Regions from separate parts of the Mus musculus genome. Here region 2 is linked to region 1. Evidence: chromatin loops called from intact Hi-C (ENCODE). Cell type or tissue: gastrocnemius. All regions are shown on one strand. Links, peaks and the distances in the headings refer to the core of each region. The heading gives the core; the rest is flanking DNA.

Region 1 (5,110 bases), core at 602-4,601:
TCTCTGAGGAAGAAGGGAGAGGCTGGGGGCTGGAGAGAGTACATCGCAGGGAACTACAGATTTCAAAATGGCATTGTTCTTAAAGCCTGCAATAAAAATGACTCAGTGTTGAGACAGAGAGAGAGAGAGAGAGAGAGAGACAGAGACAGAGACAGAGACAGAGACAGAGACAGAGACAGAGACAGAGACAGCGGGCACTCAGCAGGACACAGTCATTTATGGGAACAAACACTTCCAACACAGGCCCCAAATTTTCCATTATGGAGTGTTTTTCTGTCTCTAGGCTTTTTTCCCCTTAAGACTTCTACCCATAATAAGAACTAGACAGAGGCGTTTGTTTGTTTGTTTCCTTTAGTTTTCCTTTGGTGAAAACAAGGAAACAAAGAAACAAATGAAAGATCTTTCTCTGGCTCTTGGTGGAGCATCCTGTGGCCAGCACTCTGGAGCCTTGGCCCATGGGCCTGGATATCTGGTGTCTGCAAGGGTTGTTTTGGGAGATGACACCATTCTCCTAGAATCTCACACCCTTCTTGGTCAAACTCCCAAGAAGGTGTCCCCCATTCACCTTTCCTTCTCCTATGCTACAAGCACCCGAGCCAGGCCAGCTGCACCCTGACCTTACCGGCTGGATCCAGGAGGTATCCTGTTCTCAGGCCAGGGGCCCAGCTGTTCTCAGAAGTGGATGAAATAAAACCTACTCTCCAGGTTCCACTTAGCTGGAGAAGCGGCCTTCTCTGCCAGGTGCTAAGGGCAACTTCTGTGGCCCGCTGCGCCCTGTGGCATGTGAATATTGGCCAGGGTGTGTGTGCAAAAGAGAAGAGGCTCATTTCAGCTCCTTTCCTTTCCCTCAAGGTCTCTTGGCTCTTCATGGTGCTTCTAATCTGCAATTTAACATCACTCAATGGAAATGTAGAGTTTAAAGCATGGGGCTAGAGAGATGGCTCGGCAGATACCAGCACCTGTTAACCCTTACAGAGGGCCCAAGTTTGGTTCCCAGTGCTCTGCAACTCCAGTCCCAGAGGACCCAAGACCATATTCTGGACTCCTTGGGTGTACAAACCCACACCTAGCTATGCATATATACACATAATTTTCCCATTTATTTGTTTATTTATTTATTTATTTATTTATTCATCATTCATTCACTTTACATCCCAGTCACAGCCCCCCTCCTCCTATTTCCCCTTCACACGGCCCCTCTTCCATCCCCCTCTCCTCTTCTCCTCTGAGAAGGGGGAGGCCCCACCTTGTCATATCAAGTCACTGCAGGACTAGGTAAATCCTCTCCCACTGATACTAGACAAGACTGTCCAGTTAAGGGCACACAATTTAAAATAAGAATACATCTTTTAAAAAATAAGTCTTAACAATTAGCATGACTTCGTTTATATCCTGCAGTGCCAGGTATTTTTTTAACATATGATTATTCAGTGTGTGTGTGTGTGTGTGTGTGTGTGTGTGTGTGTGCATGCACGTGCCGGAGATTGATGCTGAGTGTCTCCCTCAATTACTTTCCATATCGTTGTCACCATTTTCGTAGTCCGGATTGAACCTAAGGCCTCGAACTTGCTTGGCAAGTGTTCTACCACTGACCTCTCCCCAGCTCCACCTTATTTCTGAAACAAGGCTTCTCACTGAACCTGGAGCTGACCAGTTCAGCTAGACTGGCTAGTCAACAATCCCCAGGGATTCTCCTGTCTGTGTCCCCAGCCCTGGGATTACTGGCCTGCACTGTTATATCTGCCTTGACAAGAAATAGCATTTTATAGCCCCCGGAGATGTCAGAAACTCTTCCAAGCATCCCATCTCTACCCAGCTAGAGTTCTCCAAGTCGTCCCGTTTGTCAAACCCAAGTGGGCACCTAGTCTAGTCCCCTAGGGCACACACCTGCTAGATCTGCTTGATCACTGATCTTGGAAGGGTTCTTCAGGTGTCAATAGTGAGTTACACAGGGCCACACCCACTTGGGTATCCCGTCAATAACTCACTTCCCCTCTGCTGTCTGCCCACAGCCATGCTACTGGTCACAGCTTATAAGTCAGCGACATCCTAAAACAAGAGCTTTTAGCATTGTGCAATCCTTCCACCACTGCAAGGAAAGCAGTCCATGGCCATCCCATCTGGTGCCTTGGCTCTGAGTTTCTCCTTAGTAGGTCATGGTATAGTGGCCTTGGGGGTCAGATTTTAGCCATTCACTGTAAAGTAGCTATCTATAAATTAAATGGCTCTACAGCTCAGTGGGGATTGCTCACAGGGTACCATCACTGTGGCCATGGACGTGGCAGACCCCCAGATGTTTCTCTAGCCATCTTGTGGGTGTGCTCAAGCACCCACTTGCAGCCCTCACAGGATGTGCCTTCTCACTGTGGATCTCTTCTCAGCACTGTCTTCCCCAGAGTGTCTCTTTGCTGTCACTCATGTGTCTTGGGGATTCAGATTTCAGGATTATTTTAGGTTCCTCAGGCTTAGTGGAGTTCCAGTTAATGTCCACTTTCAAGCCAGTAATTTTTGTCTCTAACAATAGGTATCATACATAGCAACAGAGACCTTGTCCAAAATTCCAGTTCTAACCACTGGGTGGCGATCACAGACTCCTGACATCAACCCCAATCTAAGGTTTACCTTTGTTACCTTTGTGTGTGTGTGTGTGTGTGTGTGTGTGTGTGTGTGTGTGTGTGTGTGTACCACATGATGCTCTGAAGAGAATTTCTTGGTGGTAAGATTGCAGTGTCTAATGTTATCATTAATTAATGCAATCATCTTTCTGCCTGGCAGGTATTGTATAATGTTTCAAATTAATGGTATATAATAATGTCCATGGGATTATGTGATCCCGTATGTTCTCAGTTCACATGGGCTGAGGAGCAAGCTTACCTATTTGCCATCTCGAAACAGGAGTGGAAGGGGGTCTCTAATCTGATGTAGCACCAATCCCACACACAAGTTCTGAGTGAGGAGATAACTGCAGTCACCACACAGAAATCCATTCAGACATTCCTGCATATTCTCAGGTCAGGTTCCTCAAGCCAGCAGCCACTACCTCCTCATATCCTTCCCATTGAACTGGAGCCCCCGTCAGGACTTTATCAACAGGGTAGTGCAATTACAGTTTATAGGGGTCCTGTATCCAAGTATGCAGAAAAGTTTCTTCTACGGCCCCTGGGAACCTCACTCACATATTTGAAGGTATTTGGAAGTGGAGCCTTTAGGAGGTTGTGAGGGTGGGGCACCTGTCTTGGGATTAGTGGTCAGAGACTCCCCGACACTCCTTACCCACTCGCTTTTCTATCCACCTCCTTTCACGCTTCTGATTGCGGGACATGTAAAAGAAACAGACTATTTTTCTTCTTCTCTATTTCGTGTTTTGTGCTGTTGTTTCTATCCAAAGATTAAAGAAGACAGAACTCTGCTTTAAAAAATTGTAAAGAAGCCACTTGGCAGAAATTCAAATTCCTCTGGGGTCAGAACTTTTTTGAAATAAAAATTTGAGGGCAAGGTTGCACTTGGTGCTGAAATTTCCATTTTGCTTACCAGCTGAAGGGCTCTACATTAGCCACTTGCGTACGATTGAAGCCTAGCTCTGACCCCTCAGGACTGATTCATATTGGGACGAAAACCTCAGTGGGACCCATGCTAAGAGTGCTTGATACTTGATCTGACACAGATGCTCACCCTTTTGCAAAAATAAAACCTTTTATCTTCATGAAATGCTTAGGATTGTGTGGTCATTTTATTGAGATTCATTTCTAACCTAGTGTAGAAGCCAGAGAAGACTTCACTGTGGCCACGGTGAGAACCCAATTTTCTGCTCAAGCACAGATCTTGGCCAAAGGTAGAAGCCATCTTGGCTCCGAGTATAAGCTGGCAAGCCTTTGGCTGAATGCTCAACTGTGAAGTCACAGAGGCCCAAGCCGGGAAGCAAGACTTAGGCATAAAAATAAATAAAACAAAACAGCCTGACATCATCAGGGAGACAGAGTTTGGGAACAGACACACACACAAACAAAAACACTATCTGAGTTGGTACAATGCTGGACTTCAAATGCCAAGTACATAACAAGCGCTCAGGAAAAAAAAAAAAAAAAAAAAAAGAAAGAAAGAAAAAAGAAATCCAGAGGAATTGTATCCCATTGTCTCCAGACACTGCATTAACAGACAACGCCTTCAAGGCAGCTGTTGTAAAGAAGTTCAAAGATGAAATTTTTGAGAGAAGGTAAGTAGCTAAAAGATATGCATAACAGTAACAATTCAGCGGATAGGGAAATTCAACAACAGGTTATGCAGAAGAACCAAGAGGAAATTCTAATTTGGGAGCTGAGGAGCCTAAGGACAGAAGAGGAGCACCTCCTAAAAACACTGTGATGATTGACCAGGGAGTGGCACCATTTGGAGGTGTGACCTGGTTGTAGTAGGTGTGTCACTGTGGGTGTGGGCTTAACACTCTCACCCTAGGTGCCTGGAAGTCAGTCTTCCACTAGCAGCCTTCAGGTGAAGATGTAGAACTCTCAGCTCTGCCTGCACCATGCCTGCCTGGATGTTGCCTTGCTCCCACCTTGATGATAATGGACTGAACCTCTGAACCTGTAAGCCAGCCCCAATTAAATGTTGTTTTTTTATAAGTCTTGCCCAGGTCATGGTGTCTGTTCACAGCAGTAAAACTCTAAGACAGAAGTTGGTACCAGGAGTTGGGTATTGCAGTGATAGGCCTGACCATGCTTTTATTTGAAAGAATGTGGACTCTGGGATTTTGGATTTGGAAAGCAGTGGAATGCTTTAAATGGGGTTTAATGGGTCATCCTAATAGGAATATGGAAGACTTTGTTGCTGGGAGTAATTTGAACTGTGTTGACCTGGCCCAAGAGACTTCAAAAGAGAAGAATTTCAGAATGTGGCATAAAGACTGTTTTTGTGGTATTTTGATGAAGAATGTGACTACTTTTTACCCTTGTCTGAAAAGCCTGCCTGAGGCTAAGGTGAAGAGACTCAGATAAATTACATTGACAAAGGAAGTTTCAAAAAAGCTCAGCAGAGATTTTATTCTCTGGTTAAGTCTTATGAAGAGAAGTTTGAACAAGCATAGCAAACTTAGAAAGGAAAAATATAACATATA
Region 2 (5,110 bases), core at 404-4,403, 110 kb before region 1:
GTCTGTCTGTCTGTGTAGATTTGTCTGTCTGTCTCTCTCTGTGTGTCTGTCTGTGTGTGTATTTGTCTGTCTGTCTCTGTGTGTGTGTGCGCGCGCGTGCGCGTATTTGTCTTTCTGTCTTTCTGTCTGTCTGTCTCTCTCTCTCTCTCTCTCTCTCTCTCTCTCTGTGTGTGTGTGTGTGTGTGTGTGTGAATATATTAAACCATTCTTTAAAGTAAGTGCAGGGACTGGAGGAACGGCTCAGTGGTTAAGAGCATATGCTGCTCTTGGGGAGAACATGGTCTACAGCTCCAGTTCCAGGCTATCTGATGGCTTCTTCTGACCTTCTTGGCACCAGGCACACACATGGTACACATACACACAAGTATGCAAAATACTCATAGGCAGAAAAATAAATCTAAAAGCAAGTGTACATATCTGCTTCTGTTTAAATTAGACCTCTATAAAGTAGATTGGGTTTTGTTTGTTTGGTTGGTTTTGGTTTTTTGAGACAGGGTTTCTCTGTATTGCCCTGGCTGTCCTGGAACTCACTTTGTAGACCAGGCTGTCCTCGAACACAGAAATCCACCTGCCTCTGCCTCCCGAGTGCTGGGATTAAAGGTATATTGGGTTTTTACAAACAGGGTCAGTCACCATGCCAGACCTGTCCCTGGCTTCATCCCAGGGTATGGAATCAACAGGCTACCTCTCTCACATCTCTGCTCCCCTGCAACTTCCTCCTGACTGGTCTGACTTCTCACTCCTGCAGCATCCCACCTCTGAAGGTGGCTTTGTGAGGTCCTGCCCAACCCAGGTGGGCATGGCCTATCAACATGCCTAGCCTATGGTAAGAACTTGGGGGTGTCTTCCAGGAGTTCATGGTGTGACAGTGGGAGCTGCATTCATCAAAGACCCCATCCTTGGCCCAGGAAGCTACTCTCAAGAGAATAAGGATAGGGCTGTCCTGGTTGAAAGCCATTGCTCCCTCTAGGCCCACACTCTGGCTCTTTGGCTATTCCATCCCTATCCGAAGCCATCCGCACCTCCTCACCTTGGCAGCTGGGAACTTGGAATACTGGCCCAGGCCCCTGAGAGTGTGTTTAGGAGACAGACTTACCAACAGCCCAGGGATACCCAGTGACTTGCCACATTGCCAGGTGCTCCAGTGCCTGCAGCATCTCATTGAAGAGTTCACTGAGCTAACTCACAGAACAGTCCACAGGGCAGACATTTTGTGGTTCTATTTATACCTACCTAAACCTCCATCCTCCTACCGGCTCTGCAACTGCCCCACTTTCAGAGAGGAAAATGAAGGCACACTAAGGTTATAAGCCTGCCATCAGCCTGGAGGTAACAGCCAAGCTGGGGCTGCCAGTTGACATTCTCCTTCTGTCATTTACATATGAATCACCGAGAATTCTGGGGTCTGCTCTCTTCCAGACAGGAGCAGGCCAAGGCTGTCTCACTCCACATCGTGCCAGGGTGTACAAGGATGCACACACAGTAGGCATTTACTGAAGAATTCTGAGTGGGCTCCAGTCCAAGGTCCAAAGGCAAGGCGAGATCTGCTGGTGGATAGTGGCCAGTGCCTCATAGCGGCCTCCTCCTACCCTGAGTGCCACTAGCCAAGATGGACCTCTGCTGCCCACAAGCCATGAGTCACAGGAGCCCTGAGTCACCTGCCTTGGGTGGCCCAGCCCAGGGCTAAGCCAGCAGCAGCTTTAGGGCAGTGTACTTCCTGTGCTTCCTGTGGCTTTTATAAGCTGTTCATGCAACCACATAGAGGCAGCCACTGGGTATAATGGAGACTCGGGCAAGGCTCTGCCTGGATACCAGGCTCCGGTAAACAAGGCCAGGAATGCCTTTACTAGATAAAGAAGAGATCATTCTGTGCAGAATCCATGAGCCTTTCCCTGTAACTTCCCTCCCTGCCAGCTCGTACCAGAAACTTGGCTCTGTCACCTCATCTTCAACTTCAGCAGCCCAGACCTAAGTCCTCACTCTGGCATTTGGGACCCTGAAGCAGCTGGTCCCACCTGCCCTTACTCTGCTCCTAGGGTCCCAGAGCCTTCTGTCTGCAGCTCACTAGAGCCAGGACCCATGCAGCAGGCTGGGAAGATGTGATTGATTTATGCCCAGTTTATTTAGCCCCCTTCCAAGAATTCACAATTCTCCTGGGGTCCAGAACTTGAGCATCGACTCCCCTCTGAACCACTCCCATAAGTTCTTGTCATAGTACTTGGTTTGGCTTAGATCACTCGCTCCATACTATACTGCCTATTCTGTGAAGACACAACTCTCAGTATCTATCACCACCAAACACACACACTTTCTCTCTCTCTCTCTCTCTCTCTCTCTCTCTCACACACACACACACACACACACACTCACACTCACACTCAGAGGCAACAAAGACTAATGTGTATGGCAGACCCTCAGCTGGTGCACCAGGGCACTGAGCCAAGAATGAACAAGGGATCTGTCGCCCCAGGGCTGCCCATCCAACCCTCTCAGACTTCTGCTTTTCAGTCTCCATCTCCCACTAGAAAAAGGTGGGATGCTTAGAAGTGTCAAAGCGCCAGCAAGTAGACTGCAGAGAGGAAAGCGTATTATTGCCACAATCAAGGCCTGCCTGTGTCCTTCCAGCTAAAAGTTCTCCACCCCCACAACTACCTGTTCTCCTGGAGGTGGGATGTCTCATTTTCCATGGGTATCCTGTCTCTACAATGGGCCCTTGGAGGCCAGCACAGGCGAGATCTGTCCCACACATCCTGATGAACTTACTAGAGGATCTGGGAAACCAGAGGCTGAGGCCAAGGCTCCCATTCTGCTCCTACCACTGACCAGCAGGGTGGTCTGGGGGCACTTACCCAACCTGAGATTTTATCTTCCCATTCCTACACAGACATGAGAATATTCCTTCTGCCCCCAAATGGCTATTCTGAACAAGAGTGTATATTAGGGGCTCTACACATAATGCTCAGAAATTGCAGCTCCAAACAAGAAGGGCCTGGAAGATGGGGTCTCCTCTAACCTGTTCTAGAAGTCACCAGGTTGCAACCTATGAGGTCTTATTTTTGTGCATGCCCAACGCTGACTCCAGTTTAGAGACCCCTGGGATTTCTGGGGTTACCTCATCTCTCTGGGCTATCCCAGGTGAACTCTGCCATATGAAGTACAAGAGACTCCCAGAAAAAAAGTGCATCTGGTAGCTATCACGTTCCCTAGGCTCTAAGGCAGCAGGGGTCCCTCGCTGACTCATCCTCTCATCGGATCTTTTACCGAGAGAACTTAGCACAGCAATGTCACTGTGTCCCTCTGGGATCAGGAATAAAGTGGGTGAGTCCCCAGAGCAAAAGGGTTGGGCTGGGGCAACCAAGCCATCCTGGAGAAGAGGGATCCAGTTGTTGGGTCCGAATTCTCTAGACCCATCTAGAGCGGGAAACACGGGCGTCTCCCTGGTACTACAAGCTACCCAGGTTTGCAGCGCCGGTCCCGCCTCCAAGGGGGTTGTGTGCAAGCGGCGCTCTAAAGTCTCAGCAGACTGGCGAGGAGCACCATTTCCCTCTCTCAGATCCATCCCGTCCCGGGACACCGCCCGTTCCGCAGGCGCAGCCGGTGCAGTGCACCGGGAGAGCGCTCACCTGCTGCTCTTCCTCCTCGACCCGCGACGGCCCCCCACTCAGCACCCGAGACCCCTGGCGCCCCCGGCCCGTCGCGCAGAGCCCGGGACACCCCGCCGCCGCGCGCCTCTTACGCCCGCGTCGCCGGCGCCAGCTGACGCCAAGGTCACACGGCTCCCGTCGCCCTCCTGGACCCGCGCCCACCTGTCATGGCGGAGGACACGGCGCCGCCCCGTCGTCCTCGGCTGTCCGCCGCCCGGCGCGAGGGCTCCGGTGACCGCCGCCCGCAGGCCTGGCCCTAAGCCCCGCCTCTTCCCTATAGGTCCCGCCCAGCGACGACATCTTAGCCCCCAAGCCCCTCCCTCCGATTAGCCACGCCCCTTTCTGTACTTCGCACTGGAGACGCGTCAGCCGTGGGGCGGCTCGGGCTCTAAACAACTTCCCTAACTCTATACTACGCGCAGCAGAGAGCTCGGCCCCTGAGGAGCTTCTCCTGTAGCGACGCCGGGAGTCCCGCTCCAGCTAGCATAAGTGACCTAGCGGAGAAACTCAGTACCCAAGTCCTTGTCTGGACCAGAGAACTCAAGCCACGTCCCGGCTCAAGGCTCGCCCCATTCACAGCCTCTCCAATAGCTACCCGGGTCGGCGTCCCTTCGCCTATGCCCTGCCCCTCCTCCCGGTCTTGTGCCTGCTTTTTGCGGAGGTTAGGAGGTTATTGTGAACTTCTCAGTTCAATTTTCTGCTGCTACGCTCTGGCCACCCCACTCCCATCTCCTGGATGAAGAAACCGAGTCTTAAAAGAGACGAGAATTACCCAAGGTCACATAGGAGGTCAAGTCTGGCATAAAAGGCTGGTGGGAGTTCATTGGCAACCAGGGACCGAACGGAAGTCCACAGGGCCTCGACCGGACAGTGATGAATTGAGACTTAACAGAGAACTTAGTGGGTCCTCGTTCTACCAAGTCCCCCATTTACACAGAGGACAAATGGCTGGCATTGCCGCCTAGTTAAGGAAGTCATGTAGTCTGACCGAGCCTCAATTTTCCTAACTGTAAAATGTGTGGCCTCAGGTGATAAATCTTTCTGCCTCCCAACTTGTTTCCCTTCTGTTGTACATAGGCCTGGCTCTTCAAGCTCTGGTACCAACCACAGGAAGGCCCCAAGCCCAGGCCCAGCTAGGAAATGGAGATCTGCGAGGGTCGGGGAGGCAGGACCCTCACAGCCAGCAATGGCAGCAGGCACCAGATTTTGCTTCTCCGCTGGTGCGGCTAGTCTGGCACACTTTAGAGCTGTAACTTGAGATATTGGAACCAGACCAGGACCAAGACCAGGAATGGAGGCCCCAGGTCTGGATGCACTTCCCGGACAGTCCAGGAACCCCCTGGGTCCCTGAGCCCTCCGTGTCTGTCTCTGTCCTCCCCAGTGCTGCAACCTCTCATCTTGGGAGTGAGAGGCTCGAAAGGAATCTGGAGATTGACTTACAAGGTCACTTAGAGCTCCAAACTCTT

Evidence for each region. A loop is a pair of places that touch in the nucleus more often than their neighbours do. Peaks named below come from ENCODE experiments on the same cell type or tissue, not always from the same donor. Only the 100,000 strongest peaks of a DNase experiment are listed, where the experiment ranks them.
Region 2: it touches region 1 in a loop (2.5-fold over the local background); 1 of 42 quality-filtered maps calls a loop at or near these places.

What each region holds. Positions count from the first base shown.
Region 1 is chr13:49,324,437-49,329,546 of GRCm38, forward strand. No RefSeq gene overlaps it. Among named protein-coding and RNA genes, the nearest start is that of Bicd2, 15 kb to the right of the region's middle. In gastrocnemius, for the core only: a CTCF peak has its summit at 2,548 (motif pointing right); DNase peaks (open chromatin) are centred at 2,581 and 3,869; H3K27ac peaks cover 516 bases.
Region 2 is chr13:49,212,131-49,217,240 of GRCm38, forward strand. It overlaps Card19 (caspase recruitment domain family, member 19), which reads right to left and starts at 3,896. Exons shown (of 6, transcript NM_026738.2): 1 at 3,807-3,896. The coding sequence starts at 3,813. In gastrocnemius, for the core only: no CTCF peak of the experiment used is centred there; DNase peaks (open chromatin) are centred at 1,093, 1,518, 1,959, 2,457 and 3 more places; H3K4me3 peaks cover 3,639 bases; H3K27ac peaks cover 3,855 bases.